Linked DNA regions of Homo sapiens: all the other regions are linked to region 1. The links are chromatin contacts, found by Hi-C or POLR2A ChIA-PET in ENCODE. All regions are on one chromosome and are shown on one strand. Each heading gives the region's core, a stretch centred on a gene start or an enhancer-like site at or near the end of the contact. The rest is flanking DNA. Distances are from core to core; before and after follow the strand shown. Region 1 holds the start of KCNC4 (potassium voltage-gated channel subfamily C member 4). Region 2 holds the start of LRIF1 (ligand dependent nuclear receptor interacting factor 1). Region 3 holds the start of SARS1 (seryl-tRNA synthetase 1). Region 4 holds the start of GSTM4 (glutathione S-transferase mu 4). Region 5 holds the start of CD53 (CD53 molecule).

Region 1 (2,700 bases), core at 190-2,689:
CGCTGCTACCCACACCGCCGCCATCGGTCTCGGGCCGGCCCCCGCCGTCGGGGTCGGCCAGCCAGGCGAGGCGGGTTCCCGGTAGGGTGCGCAGGGTGCTGCGGTAGGTCTCATGTCGCGTGCCGCCCACGTTGATGATGATCTTCTCCGACGCCTCGCCCTTGGCCATCTCCTCCTTCAGACATGTTTTGGACGGAGGCTTGTTCCCCGACTTGCGCCCGCGGTAGGAGGAGACACACACCGAGCTGATCATAAGAAGCGCTGCGGGGCTCCGGCTTGGGGCGGCCGCTGCCCTCCAAACACCCTTCCCGAGGAGGCAGCGTCAGACGGGGGAGGGGGAGGAGACGAAGAGGAGGCAGGAGGCGGTGGCGGCCCCCTCTGCGGCTTGGGCTTGCCCCTGCCTATCCCCCTAGGACGCGGAGCGGGAGGAGTTGGATTTCTCCGGTACACAGGTGGTTGGGGTTAGGGCAGGAAGCTCCGGAGAGAGGGAGGCGCAGAGAGGGAGGACCCGGGGAAGTAGAAGCAAGCACACACGCGGTCCCCCGCTACGACGGGACACACAAACGCTCTGGGCCGGGGACACGCCCCCGCCTTCACCCCGACCAAAGACGAGGAAGCGCACAGTCCACGCGCACCGCGAAGGTCCGGGGCGCTCGCGCTCACACGGGCCACCCTCCGGCTCCAAGACCGCACCAAGCCCCGGAATAGCCGGCTTCCCCGCAGCGGCGGCAGCGCAGCAGCAACAAGTCCTCCGAGCGGCTGCCGGGGCCAGGCCGACACTCTCACGGCAGCCGGAGCTCCGTGGGCCCGGGCTGCTTGCGGTCAACACGAGGCGGCGGCGGCGGCATGTGGCCTCTTCCCCCCATTCATAAATCCAGCGCCGGGCGAGGAAGGCAGGCGGGGCAGAGCAGAGAGCGGCGGCCGGGCGGGCGGGGGCTGCGCAGGGCGAGGCGGCAGCTGGAAAACAAGCGCGCCCGCAGGAGCGAGCCTCGGGTCCTGCGTCCGCGGCTGGGAGCTGCGCCGGACCGGGCGCAGCGCTGCGGGGGCCGCGCTGGGGCGGGGGTGCCTCAGACGGGGCGTCCTGCGCGGCGCCGAGCCTGGGGGGCGGGGCCGCTCTGGGGAGCCGGGCTCTGGGCACTGGCGAAGGTGTACCGGGGGCGGCGGCCGAGCGGCCAAGGACACCTGCAGGCTTCCCGGGCCGCGCGGAGAGGGAGCCTCAGCGCAACGCCCCGGCGCCTGGTTCCTGCGATCTGGCGGCGCTGGGAGCCACGCCATCTACGCGTCTGCCCATCTCCGGGCGGGGCGCCGGCCTTGGCTCGCGCGCGGCAGGGGGCGGGCGCGAGGTGGCATAGGGGAGGGGGCGCCTCGGCGCCGGTGGGCTGGGGCCCTAGGGGCTCATGGTCTCCCTCCGGCGCTGGCAGCGGCCGCCACGCCCCAGTGGCGCCTTTTCCTCCGGGGCCCCGCCTCGCCCAGACGCGCCCTTCGCGGGGCGGGGTGGGCGGGGCGCGGCGCAGCGCGGGGCCGATCCGACTCACTGCAGGCCCTGGCGACCGAGCGCAGTCTTCCTCCCCGGAGCCGAGCCCCAACCAAGCGCGTCACCTCCTCGCCGCCAGTGCCCAGCCCAGCGCGCCGCCCCTGCGCGCTTCCGCCGGCAACCCCTCCCGCCCCCCTCAGCCCTGCTCCGCGCCTCCCCCGGGCCCGCAGCTCCTCCCACCGCAGCCCGCTGACACCGAAGCGCTCTCGACCCCTGACCTCTAACCTCCGCCCGGCTCTTCTTGCTTCGTCCCTCGCCCCCTCCCCGCCAAGCTGGTCGCACTGTTGCCGTTTCACTGCGGCTGACGGAAGGCCAAGGAAGAAAGAGGGTAGAGACGCTGTCGCGAGGATCAGGCTGCCCTCTCCTTTCCCAGGGACCGTGTTGGGGCCTTCTGACCACCCCGCCCCGCATCCTGCGCCTCGGAGGCCCAACGTAGCCCAAGACACCCATGGTCTTGATGCTCTCCGCCTCTGTCCCAGCCACCAAAGTCCCCGCGATGGAATGGAGGACGGGGTGGCCTTGGGCAGAGAAGCGCTTCTTGTGCCGGATGGAAGGAAACCGTAGCTCTGGCTGTGTTCATCGCGAAATGTTTTATGGATGTGGAGTGGGTGGGTGGCCCTGAAAAGTCATTAGTTAAAGCCTTTGCTCGTCATTGCTCTGGGGTCCACATAGGAAATGCCCGTGTCCTGCCTCATGACCCCTTCCTGTTTCTACTCTTATTCTACCCATTACAATTTGACTTTGCCTGTGTATATGTCTCCTCTCCCCTCCCTAACCCTGAGCTCCTGCAGGCGGCATTGTGCTTTTTCATCTTGATAGCTCCCACAGTGCCTGCCTCTGAGAACCTGTTTGCTAAGTGATTGAGAAGCTGCCATACCCAAAACGTAGGCACCAACAGGACTTTACTGGCCCTATCCCAAGAGCAATTTCCAGATTCATTTGTTTTTGTTAAGTCCAGAACCTATTTTACATCTTCATATTAATCCCCATTGGGTTTTTTTTTCTTTTTTACAGCTTCAGGCAGCCTCCATGCCTGTCTGGATGATGTAAAGAGATCTTGAGGCAGAAATGAAAGGTGAATGACACACCTGCCCTGGACACCTGTGCACCTTCCCAGTTCCAGATCAGGCAGTACCTAGCTCAACTGAGAAAAACAAGACAAGGGC
Region 2 (2,700 bases), core at 111-2,610, 750 kb before region 1:
TAAGTGTGGTTTTGAACATGTTTCATTTGAAGGGGCTTTTAAAATAGCAAAAAGGATATCTCAACAATTCACTTGAACATCCAGGTATAGATCTCAGAGAAATCAGAACTGGGAACATAAATTTATGAGTCACACGGCAGCATAATGCAGTAGTACATGGTGTGTTTAGCCAGACAACCTGGATTTGGAGCCTGGCTCCATCACTCACAAGCTCTATGACCTCTAAAAATTTGTTCACCCTCTCTGAGCATCAGTTACTTCATCTGCATATAATAATTATTTTATTAGCTGTTAGGAGTAAATTAATTTTGTAAAACACTTAAATCAGTGCCAAGGACATACATGTGTTTGGTGGTAAAATAATGGGTGGAGGTGGTAATTCAATCCAGGAGCATGAATAAAACCACGAATCGAGACAAGACAGTTTGAAAACATAAGAGAATCAGTGATCAAGCTGAAAGGAACTCCCTTGAAAAGGGAGATATCTTCAAAAGAGATTGAGAAGGTGTAGACAAAAAGGTAGGAGCAAAACCAGGAAAGTATATTGCCAATGGCGTCAAGATGAGGGACTAATTAATAGTGCTGCGAGGAAAAATTCTCAAATAGTGTGAGATAAAGAGCATCAACTGCAATGGACAGCTGAATAAATGATTTAATGAATACAATGGATGTTCTGATGCAACTCCCAGATCTCCCTTCAGAAATAAAGGTCTATATGACAATAAGTGATAGTTTCGATGAACGTAGGCTGGAGGAAAGAGTTAAGTAAGTCTAGAGGCAAAGCTTCAGGAAAGAGGAGTAAATGGGAAACCTTCAGAGAAGCAGCAACAATAATCGCTGGCCACAGGCAGGCGTTTTAAGTTTTCTCAGGCCAGAAGTGCATGACTCCAAAAAAGCGCGCCGATGTCTTTTAATGCACTGACGGGAGAGAAAAACGTACGCTAGCGGCGAGCACAGAAGCAGAAAATTTATGATTGACCCCGGAAACATTTTATTTTGCGTAGGTGTCGGGAGAGCTTTCTTTTGCGATTTGTTCCTTGATCCGGAAGAAAAGATAGCAAATATCACTTGCCATTGGATTGCATCATAAGGGTTGGGCTTTAGCGAGCCAGTCACCTTGGCAACCGGACGTGACGACCCCGGAAGACGCCCGACCGAGCTTTGCTCCAGCTATCGGCTTCAGTGGGCGGGGCGGCAGAGCCAGACTGACGCAGTCTTCAGCACTGACCAGGCTCTGTTGGGGGTGGTGCCACCAAGGCCACGCCCCCTGCGCCTGCTCCGGCGGAGTCTGGAGAGTTGTCGTAGGCTCTGAGGGCGGAGACTCACGCCGATTCTCTCTCAGCGTAGGGCTGTGAGGGCGCAGTCCACCGCCAGGAGCCTTCCGGTTTCTGCGCGGTGCGCGACCTCGTCCCGAAGCCTGGGGATACACCCTCTCGAGAGCCCGCTGTCGCCCTCCGTTAAGGTCGAACCCCTCACAGTTGCTGTGGGCAACTCCAGCCCAACATTCCCTCGCTCTGGTTCTCGCCCCATTGGGAAACTCGGCCCCACGCTTCCCACTTTTCTGGATGAGGTGTCCCCTTTCTCCCCACTAAAATGTCAAATAACCTACGGAGGGTCTTCCTGAAACCCGCAGAGGAAAATTCAGGCAACGCCTCGCGTTGGTAAGTACCGGTTTCGAATCCTCCCCACGGCTGCCCCTCTGTCCGTCTTAGGGATGTGGAGTCGGCCGTCGTTTCCGGACGCTGTGTAGTTGAGAGGAGTTGGAGCCCGCAGAGTGCGCCACCCAGGCGGGAAGCGCTTGTCTCCGCGGCGCTTAAAGCCCATAGAGCGCTTTCCTCTGGGAAATGTAAAACCTCTTTAGAGCCTGACACAGCGGCTCCGCGGGACCCCAGCGTCTCAAGTTTAATAGGCGGACCGAGTAGATCTCCACGGGAGATGAAAACCAAGATGGCCGACGCTCTTATGTGACTCAAACCTTCTGGAAGATTCTCACGCACACGCAGAAACGCAGCAGTCAGCACGGATTAGCAAGTGCAGCCCTGGTGGCGCTGGACCTTCAGTGAAAATAGATTTTAATAGTGAGACAGAAAGGGTGTGTGATTGAAGAAAAAGGGCTTTAGAATGAGGAGATCGAATATTTAAAATTTCAAGTAATAGTTTTATGTGAAGAGAGAGAAGTAAGACTGGAGAAATCCTCGTGTAAAGTCAGTCCTTTTGAACAGCCTTTTTGAAGTAGGGTGTAATGAAGTGCCATTTCATTGGCTATTTATATTTGGCATGAGGAGAGTCCAGTATTTCTAAGGAAGATATTCTTGTAAAGTTAGAAAATAGATGATCAGTAACTTAGTTTTTGGGTTTTTTTTTTTAAATTGTATTACAAGGAAATGAATTGGAAACAATGTTAGCTAAAGCAGAATATTTTCACTTGTACTCTCACATGGTTAGTAGATTAAGTGATGAGGAAAAAATAGGGTCTGCAGACTCTAATAAGAAAATGAAGAACTAAGATGCAAAACTCATGGAAGAGGATTTTCGTTTGAAGAAAATCAAGCTACCTGGGGTTAATCTCAACTTTGCTAGTTAGCATTTGTGAGGCCAGGTACCTGTTTCCAGTCTGTAAATAATAGCACTTAGAAATATTTTAAAGATTAGGAGAATGAAATAATGTAAAATACGTCGTGTAGGAAAATAGTAAAGCAC
Region 3 (2,700 bases), core at 17-2,516, 1.0 Mb after region 1:
AGGGCCTAAGACATAGAATCAGCACAAAACTCAAGTTAAACAAATATTCTTTTGACATCCAAGATCCTTATAAACAGGAGAAAATCAATTTTCCTAATAGAAATCCATCACACTCTTGGATAGTGGCTGCCTTTGCAGTGTACTGTCATCGACCTAGCTCCCAGATGGTTGCAGACCTATTGCATCAGACAAATCAAATCACAAGTACTTGACAGCATCCGCCCAACCAGCGACCACTCCAGTTAATACAGGCAGAGATTTATGGGCAGATGGTTCTATGGTTTTATTCGGCTTCATGATAGATGCCCGATATGACTCCAAGATCCGGCAGTTCCAGGTTCTAGCCCAACTCTGCCAATGTCTTTAAAGGAAAACGTCCACAAATCACAATTAAACAGCTTCAGTCATTACAATCTTTTGCTCGCCTCCTCACTCCCCTCGCGTTTGATCTACCACGGAAAAGACTTTTCTAATTCTTAAAGGTATGCCCATAGGTCGGGGGATGGCCTTCCGAAAAGCTTCAGGGTCATTTATTTTGGCCAAGAGCGGCCTCCAACGCCCCGAAATGCTTCCGATACCGAAGGAATGAATCTACTGTGTTGCAGAAGTGACGCAGTCTCAGGAGAAGCCTTTGATCCTATCAAAACAAAGGAAAACCACTCTGGCCTTGCTGAAGATGAGAAAAAGACTGGGGGGGACCAAAGATTCGTGTTAGGAAAGCCGCGTAGACCCCACAACCTCCCGCCCCGGCATGTTCTGGCAACCCCTGGGGCAGGAAGGCTTGACAGCTCCCGATGCGCGTGCGTACGCACACTGGCAGCGAACGGCACTGAGCACGCGTGGAAGGGACCTCGCTCCGCCCGGGTGGAGGAGAAAGTGGGATGACCCCGGCGACCAGGCTGTGTTTTCGGGGATGGGGAGAACCTCGGAGCCACCGCACCCTGGGAGGGGGTCTGACGAAGGGTGGAAGCTGTGGCCTCAGGAGCGGTGGCTGGATTTGAGAGAGAAAATTGGGTTTAGCATCAAGGAGGTAACCCGCCCGTCCCGGTACTTACATCGTCGCCACTCGCTGTCTGCCTTCACCAGCTGGTCCACTAGTCCCGGGTCCTTGAAGCGCTTCTCCTGCGTCTCTCGGATGAGGGCTGGGTCCCCTCCTTTATCCACCCGAAACAAATCCAGATCCAGCACCATCTTCTTTCCTCCCGGGCCAACGCTCAGGGAAGCAAGGATCGCGCCGCAGCACTCAGCCTGTGACCGCCGCACTGCGCCGGCGCGCTGACCCGCCCTTCCTGCGCAGGCGCAGCTGGAGCCCGCAGGCGACCCTCCCCGCGACCGGAAGCGGCTGGTTGGAGGCGGGGCCGCGGAGGGAGGGGAGGGGAGAGTGGGTGGGCGTGGGACTATACCTCTGGTTCCTGCTCCCCAGCTCTGCTACAGTCTGCAGGAACTGTGATCGCCACATAAAAGTGTGAATGCCTCAGTTTCCTACTCCTGTCTCAGGCTAGGCAGAGGCCTGTCCCCTCATCCCTAGCTTAGAGGCCGGGGCCTTCACCAGGTGCCCGTTTTCCTCTCACTAGGTTGGGTTCTTCCACTGGGCTCTTTCCCTGAACCTCGGCCGTCTTCTCCATCTTGATACAAGAGGATGGCATATTTAGTCCCAGGGCTACCTCAGCTTAAGATTCCTGCTCTCGTGCCTTAGAAATGGTATACCTTTATTAATCTGATTATTGGATAAACCAAATTGTCACTTTACCAACTCTTAAGAGCACAGCTTTGGGAAAGTGCGGTTGTCTTTTAGAGAGAGACGAGAGAAAACTTTTCCAAAGGGACATTAAGCAGATTTGAACGCCGTATAAGGTGTTGAGGTCATGTCTTGGGTCAATTTGAAAGCGTCTTGAAGAACGGTTTGTATCATACTTTGATTTTATAATGTTCAGACCTTTAAATGAAATATTCTAGTTGCCGAGTGAAGCCAAAGTTATCAAAGAATCTCCCTGATAACAAGAGATTATTTGAAGGATTTGGGAACAGGTGATCTCCTCCCCCACCCCCACCCCCAATCCTTCCACTCTGCAGAAACTTTAAAGCCTCACTTCCAATGCCTTCTCGAAGCTAGATGTGCTAAGACCTTCTTGATCTTATACCGCCGTCATGGACTCCTGAGATGAGGGTGTGACATAGCTAACTATCATATTATTTATTTATAATATGAAATATATTTGGGCTTTGTCCCTGGTTCCTGACACAGCCCCTAAAACCCTTGAATTTCCTGGGTTATACGTAATGGGTCTCTTTGATAACACCTGAGTTTATAATAAGGAGGTGATTTAGGATGGGGGCCCTAGATAACCTTAGGATGGGGCCAGTCACCAGAGAGACCAAGTGATTGGAGGATTGGAACTTTCATCCCCACCCTTCAACCTCCAGGAAAGGGGGAGGGGAGGAGCTGGACATCAAACTCTATAAACGCTCGAACAACAAGAGTTGATGAGCTTCAGGGTTGTTGAACATGTGGAGATGCCAGGAGGGTGTCTTGCCCAGAAAGGTTATGGAAGCTCTGCACCCCTGACACCTTGCCCTATCCATCTCTTCATCTGGCTGTTCATTTGTACCCTTTGTACTATCCTTTATAATAAACTGGTAAATGTTTCCTTGAGGTCTGTGAGCCTTCTCAGCAAATTAATCAGACCAAAGGAGGGGGTA
Region 4 (2,500 bases), core at 1-2,500, 550 kb after region 1:
TGGGGAGAGGAGATGCAGTCAGAGACACGTCGCACTTTCCCCCAAAACCGCCCCTTCCCCTGCACCTACATTGGGAAAGTCCAGGCCCAGCTTGAATTTTTCATTCAGCCACTGGCTTCTGTCATAGTCAGGAGCTGCCGTGGGGAAGAAGAAGTGAAAACAAACCTCCCCAGAGCCCAGCCCTCCTTCCCGGGGACCCTCCCAAGGAACCAGTGGCAAGATCCCTGAGACAGGTGGATCTAGAATCTGACCACTCAGTCCCACATCCCAGGGTTCAGGGACAAAGAATCCCGCTGAGGGCTCTGGACCCCACACGGCTAAGGCTTCCAGGGTTTAGGGAAGCTCTGAGGGACACCCAACCCAATTAAACAGGGGGCCCAGCATCCCGCCCCAGCATTCTGCCTTGCAAGGCCACAGGACTCCCTCACCGGGGCTCAGGGAAGGGACAGCCTGCAGCTCCAGCAGGGGAGGCCTGCAGAGGTAGCCACAGGTGGCCACCATGGGTTGCTTGGTGCCAACTCAGCGTGAGTGGGCAGAGCCCGGACACAAGGGTGTCATTACCGTCCCCCATCGTATACTTCTTTTCCTCGTAGCTTGAGTCTGTGTATTCCAGGAGCAGGCGGATGGCGTGGGCCAGCTGGAAGAGATGGCCCGCAGGTCGTGTCAGAGATGGAGGGTCCCTGACTTGGTGACTTTCTCTGCACCAGGTGAGCCCCTAGTCTACACTGCACTGCACCCCCCCCCCACCCCGGCGCACGCACACACACACACACACACACACACACACACACACACACAGGCATGCACAGGCCCTCCTGTGAGAGATAGCCCTAAGGAGGGAACCGTCCCTAGAGCCGGTCCCCAGCCGCTCGGCACTTCCCGCCCACGCGCCCGGTCCCACAGTGCAGCGGACCCTCACTCACCCCGCGGATGTCCCAGTACCCCAGTGTCATGGACATGATGCTGGTTGGTGTCGATTCTGCAGACAGGCCTCAGCTGGGCTGAACTGCGACCTCCTCTGGGGTTCCCGGCACGCAGGGGCTGGACCTAGCGCCAGACCCGCCCCCTCGGCCCCGCTGCGCCCGCCGATCTTCAAGGTCGTCACTTCCAACCGGCCGATCTTCAAGGTCGTCACTTCCAACCAACAGGCGCGGGAGGCACGGAGCAGGTTGCTGGATCCTCACTGGCTGGAAGGAGTAAGATCCACCGCCACCTCCGAGTGTTCAGGGAGCAAGGTCCGGAAGCACTAGGAGGGGCTCGGCCTCGCCAGCTTCCGTAGCCCCGCCCCGCCCCGCTCCGCTTCGGACCTCTGCTGGGTCCCCAGGGACTCGGCTGTGCGCGTGAGAGTAAAGCCAGATCGTAAGAGAAAAGTTCTTCCCCCGTTTCTTCTTCTCCGGACGTCGCCCAGCCTTCTGCCTCTCGGCTGCCGAGTTCCCACAGGCTCTGGGAGACTGAGGCTGCCAGGGTCAGACTAAAGAGAGGTCTCAGAGAGTTTAATTCAACACTTCTTGGCTACTAAGTCTTAGAAGTCTGATGGTGTGCTCTCTCTGCTGAGTTGGGGAGCGTGAATGGAGGCTATGTCACCGAAGCTGATAGAGCTCAGTCTCTGTTGCAGATGCTCCCGACCCTTTTGCATTGGGCCAGTTCCCCAGCTCTGAGACTGGGTCCAGGCTCAGGAAGTGGCCTATGTGTCAAGGTGGATTCCCATGTAGGTTTGCCTACAGCAAGACGATAGCACCATGCACACACAAGTGCTTGGACTTCTGAATAGTTATACTTCTCATTATACATTAAGACATTAAGAATGTGTCATTCTGAGTCTTTTTTTTTTTTTTTTTTTTGGAACGGGGACTCGCTGTGTTGCCCAGGCTGGAGTGCAGTAGGGCGATCTCGGTTCATTGCAACCTCCGCCTCCCGGGCTCAAGCGATTCTCCTGCCTCAGCCTCCCGAGCAGCTGGGATTACAGACGAGCGCCACGACGCCCTGCTAACTTTTTTGTATTTTCTGTAGAGATGGGATTTCACCGTGTTGACCAGACTGGTCTTGAACTCCTGGTCTCAAGTGATCCACCCGCCTCCGCCTCCCAAAGTGCTGGGATTACAGGCATGAGCCACGGTGCCTGGCCTGTCATTCTGAGTTTATCCATCTTGAGCTGGGAAAGATAAAATGTCTAGGTCCAATTGTGAAGATGATTTTTTAAGAAAGCTAACACTTATGAGAATAATTATGAAAGAAACAGAATTGATATTGTTACATTAGTATTCACCCATTTGGTCATTCCTTTATTGAAACAACAGTTGTTGAGATCCTACCATATTCCAGGCACTGGGAATAAAACAATCCTTCAAAAACACTGTACTTTGGCCACCTACGACTAGAAGTCAGGTGGGAACTACAGGGGAGAGATTTTGAAAATACGGGACACTTCTTACTGTTTTTGCACACTGAGAGGCAGTGGAGTGGGAGAGGGGTTGAGTGTAGGAGAGAGAAGCGGTGCCTG
Region 5 (2,700 bases), core at 47-2,546, 660 kb before region 1:
AGTAGGACTGTTTGCTAGACAAATATTCTCCTTCTACCTTTTCATCTCCCTCCCCCACAATTCCCAAAGCACAGTGCCTGGCCTCAGGAGGCACCTACCACTTGATTATTAAGTGAATTTATTTAAAAGACTGCTTTTTATTTTTTAATACAAGGCTCAATAAACTCTGAGGTGTTTTGGGAATCCAGAGCCCTCTCCCCGTCCCCACCCCTCTTGGAAATCTAGAGCCCTCTGCCCTGTTCCCAATCCTCATACTTAGATGGGTGGGTGTAATCAAAGAGAACTTTCTCCTTTCTGCTCCAGGGCATAATCAAGTGAAATTCTCACAGGTCTTGGAAGAAGAAAGCTCTTACATAGAGTTTCCGATGGTGGTCACAGAGAGTCAGGACCGAAGCTCTGCTAACACTTTGCTGAGTCCATGCAACCTCAGTCATTAGTTACAGCACATGATTGGAAATTACTGCAGTATCAAGTTTTGGGGATTGCATTTTATACGTGCATTTCATGTGACATTTATCAGTGGTCATGTTTTGTACACCAAGGATAATTTGGGGAAATGCTGAGGATCCCAATGTGCTTCCTGCTCCTTAAAAGCCAACAATCTATGCATCCTTTAGAGATGTCTAGCTTTCACCTTTTAAAATACAGTTACTGAGCACATCCTGGTGTTTTGATTTTTAGCCACCTTTCTATTTAGTGGCTTTGAAGAACCACAGTGGGAGTCACTAAATTTACTTTTGAAATTTTCTCAAATGAAAAAGAACTGTGTCTTCTAGCTGTCTTTCTAAAGACAGCTCTGGCTGTGGGTTCTTTCCTCACTTTAAAATCACAAGACCAATTTTCTGAAGACCAGAGCACATAGGAAATCTCCCCAATGTCATCTCGCATAGAAAGCTCCAGGCATCAGGAATTACTACACAGAGTAATTCAAGCTCTGAAGCAATTAAGGCATGTGAATGCCTCGACTCAGAGATTTAGATAATGGGAACCTGATTAAGTAAAAGTATTTCTGGCCTGATTGCCTTTGGGGATGTTACTAGGATCTTGCTAATCTGTTTTACTTTGTGCACTAAATATTTGTGAAAGAGAAGTTGCCGGAGATTTTATGGTTACTAGAGAGGTATATGGAGACCCCTAAGAATACGCCCTACCCCACATTAGACAGCAAGCCAAGTTAAAACGTCATCAACCTTACCTTTTCCAGGCACCGTTCCTCAGTCCTTTCGGCAGAATTTAGTGATTATCCTTGAGGTGGCCGAGACAAGGCTGGTAACACAGATATCCGGGGCTATTTGTGTAAAAGGAGAAGTGAAGGGTGAAAAAATATGATCATGCTGTGACGACAGGAAGCCCAGATGAGAAGAAGGAGGAAGTGAGGCTGAGTCCGCCCTCTTTAGTCTCAGAGATTTAGTACTTTCCCAGTGGCTTTTTAGAAGCTTCCTCTCACAGCCCACCCTAAACTAGTTTTGTGAAACAAAAGAAAACTTCAAAACCAAGTTGGTTCAGGCACAGATCTGTGAGCAGTGGTGGATTCTAGGGTAATTTGGCAATGATTTTTGCTTAGAAAAGGACAGTGCTTCTCAATCAAGGTGGCATCTCAGAATTAACTGTGTATTTGTTCAAAAAGAAGTATGCCTGGCCCCACCACCAGTTTCCCATTCAGGTAGACAGACTGGAGGGGAACACAGGAACCAATATTTCTAAACATTTTCTAGGCCCGAGACTTTGGAATGTCTTTCTGAAGATTCTCTGCCCCCTCCTCATACTCCCTCTGTCTGGCTTCAGCCAGTCTCTAGACTTGAATTGGACACCATTTGCAGACTTCTCTGTCTCGAGAGCAAGACTGTCTTAAGGTGAGTCCCCAAGGCATAATCCCAGGGGCACTGGTAGAAATGATTTGGTTAGTACAGGAAACACCACATTTGGAGCCAAAGATCTGAGTTTCAGTTCCAGCTTTATCTCTTTTAGCTGTGAGATCTTGAGCAAGTCTCAATCTGTCAGCCTCAGTTTATTAATGGTAACACCTAATAATAATCCTACTGGTTACTGTTACATCCTTATTTATATACAAGAAAACAGGCGCTCAAAGAGGTTAGAAAATTTGCCCAAGCTCATACAACTAAGACATGTCAGAGGTAGGATTAAAATTCAAGGTCACAGAGAAGGCCTTTTGAGAAACACTGTGATCAATATATTTTGAAAAATGTGTTTCTGGTTTCACTATGCTGCATCACTGGAATTTTCTTAGATTGGGTCAAAGGAGTATGTGACAACCCAAATGTATCACTAGCTAACTATGAAACTTGGAAGCAATCACTGGGCCCCAATGTTTTCATCTTATAAATGAACAGATAGATGCACTCTGCGGTGCTGACTTGCGGGCATGCCTCTGGGAAAGCTAGCTGTCTCCCGCTTCCTTCACCCTGAGACATTCAGATCCAGAGTAATCTCCAGCCAGGGCTGTCTTGTGGGGAAAACTGAATTAAATGAAGGTAAAAAGGTCTTTACTGCAGAACTTGTCAGTCCTTAATATTCTCTAAGCAGGGGAAATAATATATAGATTTCTCCAAACTTATCTGAGCATGGAACTGTGTGGTGTGTGTGTGTGTGTGTGTGTGTGTGTGTGTGTAGTTTCTCTTGGGGAACAATTTTTCAGTGTAACTACACTTTAGGGAATGCTATTAAAAAGTCTCTGCACCT

The links. Hi-C counts contacts between places; a loop is a spot of excess contacts on that map. ChIA-PET counts read pairs that join two places held with the same protein, here RNA polymerase II (POLR2A). Pooled maps may share reads with other maps.
Region 2: a map of naive thymus-derived CD4-positive, alpha-beta T cell shows a loop between it and region 1 (12-fold over the local background). The contact joins the promoter of LRIF1 here to the promoter of KCNC4 in region 1. A Hi-C loop is called at or near these places in 1 of 168 maps with a recorded cell type or tissue (naive thymus-derived CD4-positive, alpha-beta T cell) and 10 of 50 pooled maps.
Region 3: a loop to region 1 is called in a map of naive thymus-derived CD4-positive, alpha-beta T cell, with 8 times the contacts of the local background. The contact joins the promoter of SARS1 here to the promoter of KCNC4 in region 1. A Hi-C loop is called at or near these places in 1 of 168 maps with a recorded cell type or tissue (naive thymus-derived CD4-positive, alpha-beta T cell) and 5 of 50 pooled maps. POLR2A ChIA-PET finds 5 or more read pairs at or near these places in 1 of 52 experiments (H1).
Region 4: a pooled map shows a loop between it and region 1 (4-fold over the local background). The contact joins the promoter of GSTM4 here to the promoter of KCNC4 in region 1. A Hi-C loop is called at or near these places in 1 of 37 single-sample maps with no recorded cell type and 1 of 50 pooled maps. POLR2A ChIA-PET finds 5 or more read pairs at or near these places in 1 of 52 experiments (activated T-cell).
Region 5: a loop to region 1 is called in a map of CD4-positive, alpha-beta memory T cell, with 9 times the contacts of the local background. The contact joins the promoter of CD53 here to the promoter of KCNC4 in region 1. A Hi-C loop is called at or near these places in 2 of 168 maps with a recorded cell type or tissue (CD4-positive, alpha-beta memory T cell and naive thymus-derived CD4-positive, alpha-beta T cell), 1 of 37 single-sample maps with no recorded cell type and 9 of 50 pooled maps.

The regions. Positions count from the first base shown.
Region 1 is chr1:110,209,053-110,211,752 of GRCh38, reverse strand. KCNC4 (potassium voltage-gated channel subfamily C member 4) reads right to left here and starts at 1,439. Exons shown (of 4, transcript NM_001039574.3): 1 at 1-1,439. The coding sequence starts at 253. KCNC4-DT (KCNC4 divergent transcript) reads left to right here and starts at 1,766. Exons shown (of 2, transcript NR_046546.1): 1 at 1,766-2,142; 2 at 2,549-2,700. RefSeq lists a silencer at 1,080-1,759.
Region 2 is chr1:110,962,582-110,965,281 of GRCh38, reverse strand. It overlaps LRIF1 (ligand dependent nuclear receptor interacting factor 1), which reads left to right and starts at 1,360. Exons shown (of 4, transcript NM_018372.4): 1 at 1,360-1,661. The coding sequence starts at 1,594. RefSeq lists enhancers at 1,492-1,701, 1,236-1,772.
Region 3 is chr1:109,212,484-109,215,183 of GRCh38, reverse strand. SARS1 (seryl-tRNA synthetase 1) reads right to left here and starts at 1,266. Exons shown (of 11, transcript NM_006513.4): 1 at 1,056-1,266. The coding sequence starts at 1,191. RefSeq lists an enhancer at 843-1,202 and a silencer at 1,253-1,472.
Region 4 is chr1:109,654,849-109,657,348 of GRCh38, reverse strand. It overlaps GSTM4 (glutathione S-transferase mu 4), which reads right to left and starts at 1,250. Exons shown (of 8, transcript NM_000850.5): 1 at 924-1,250; 2 at 562-637; 3 at 70-134. The coding sequence starts at 959. RefSeq lists enhancers at 24-609, 1,483-1,532.
Region 5 is chr1:110,871,744-110,874,443 of GRCh38, reverse strand. It overlaps CD53 (CD53 molecule), which reads right to left and starts at 1,296. Exons shown (of 8, transcript NM_000560.4): 1 at 1,196-1,296. RefSeq lists enhancers at 1,336-1,445, 2,046-2,095.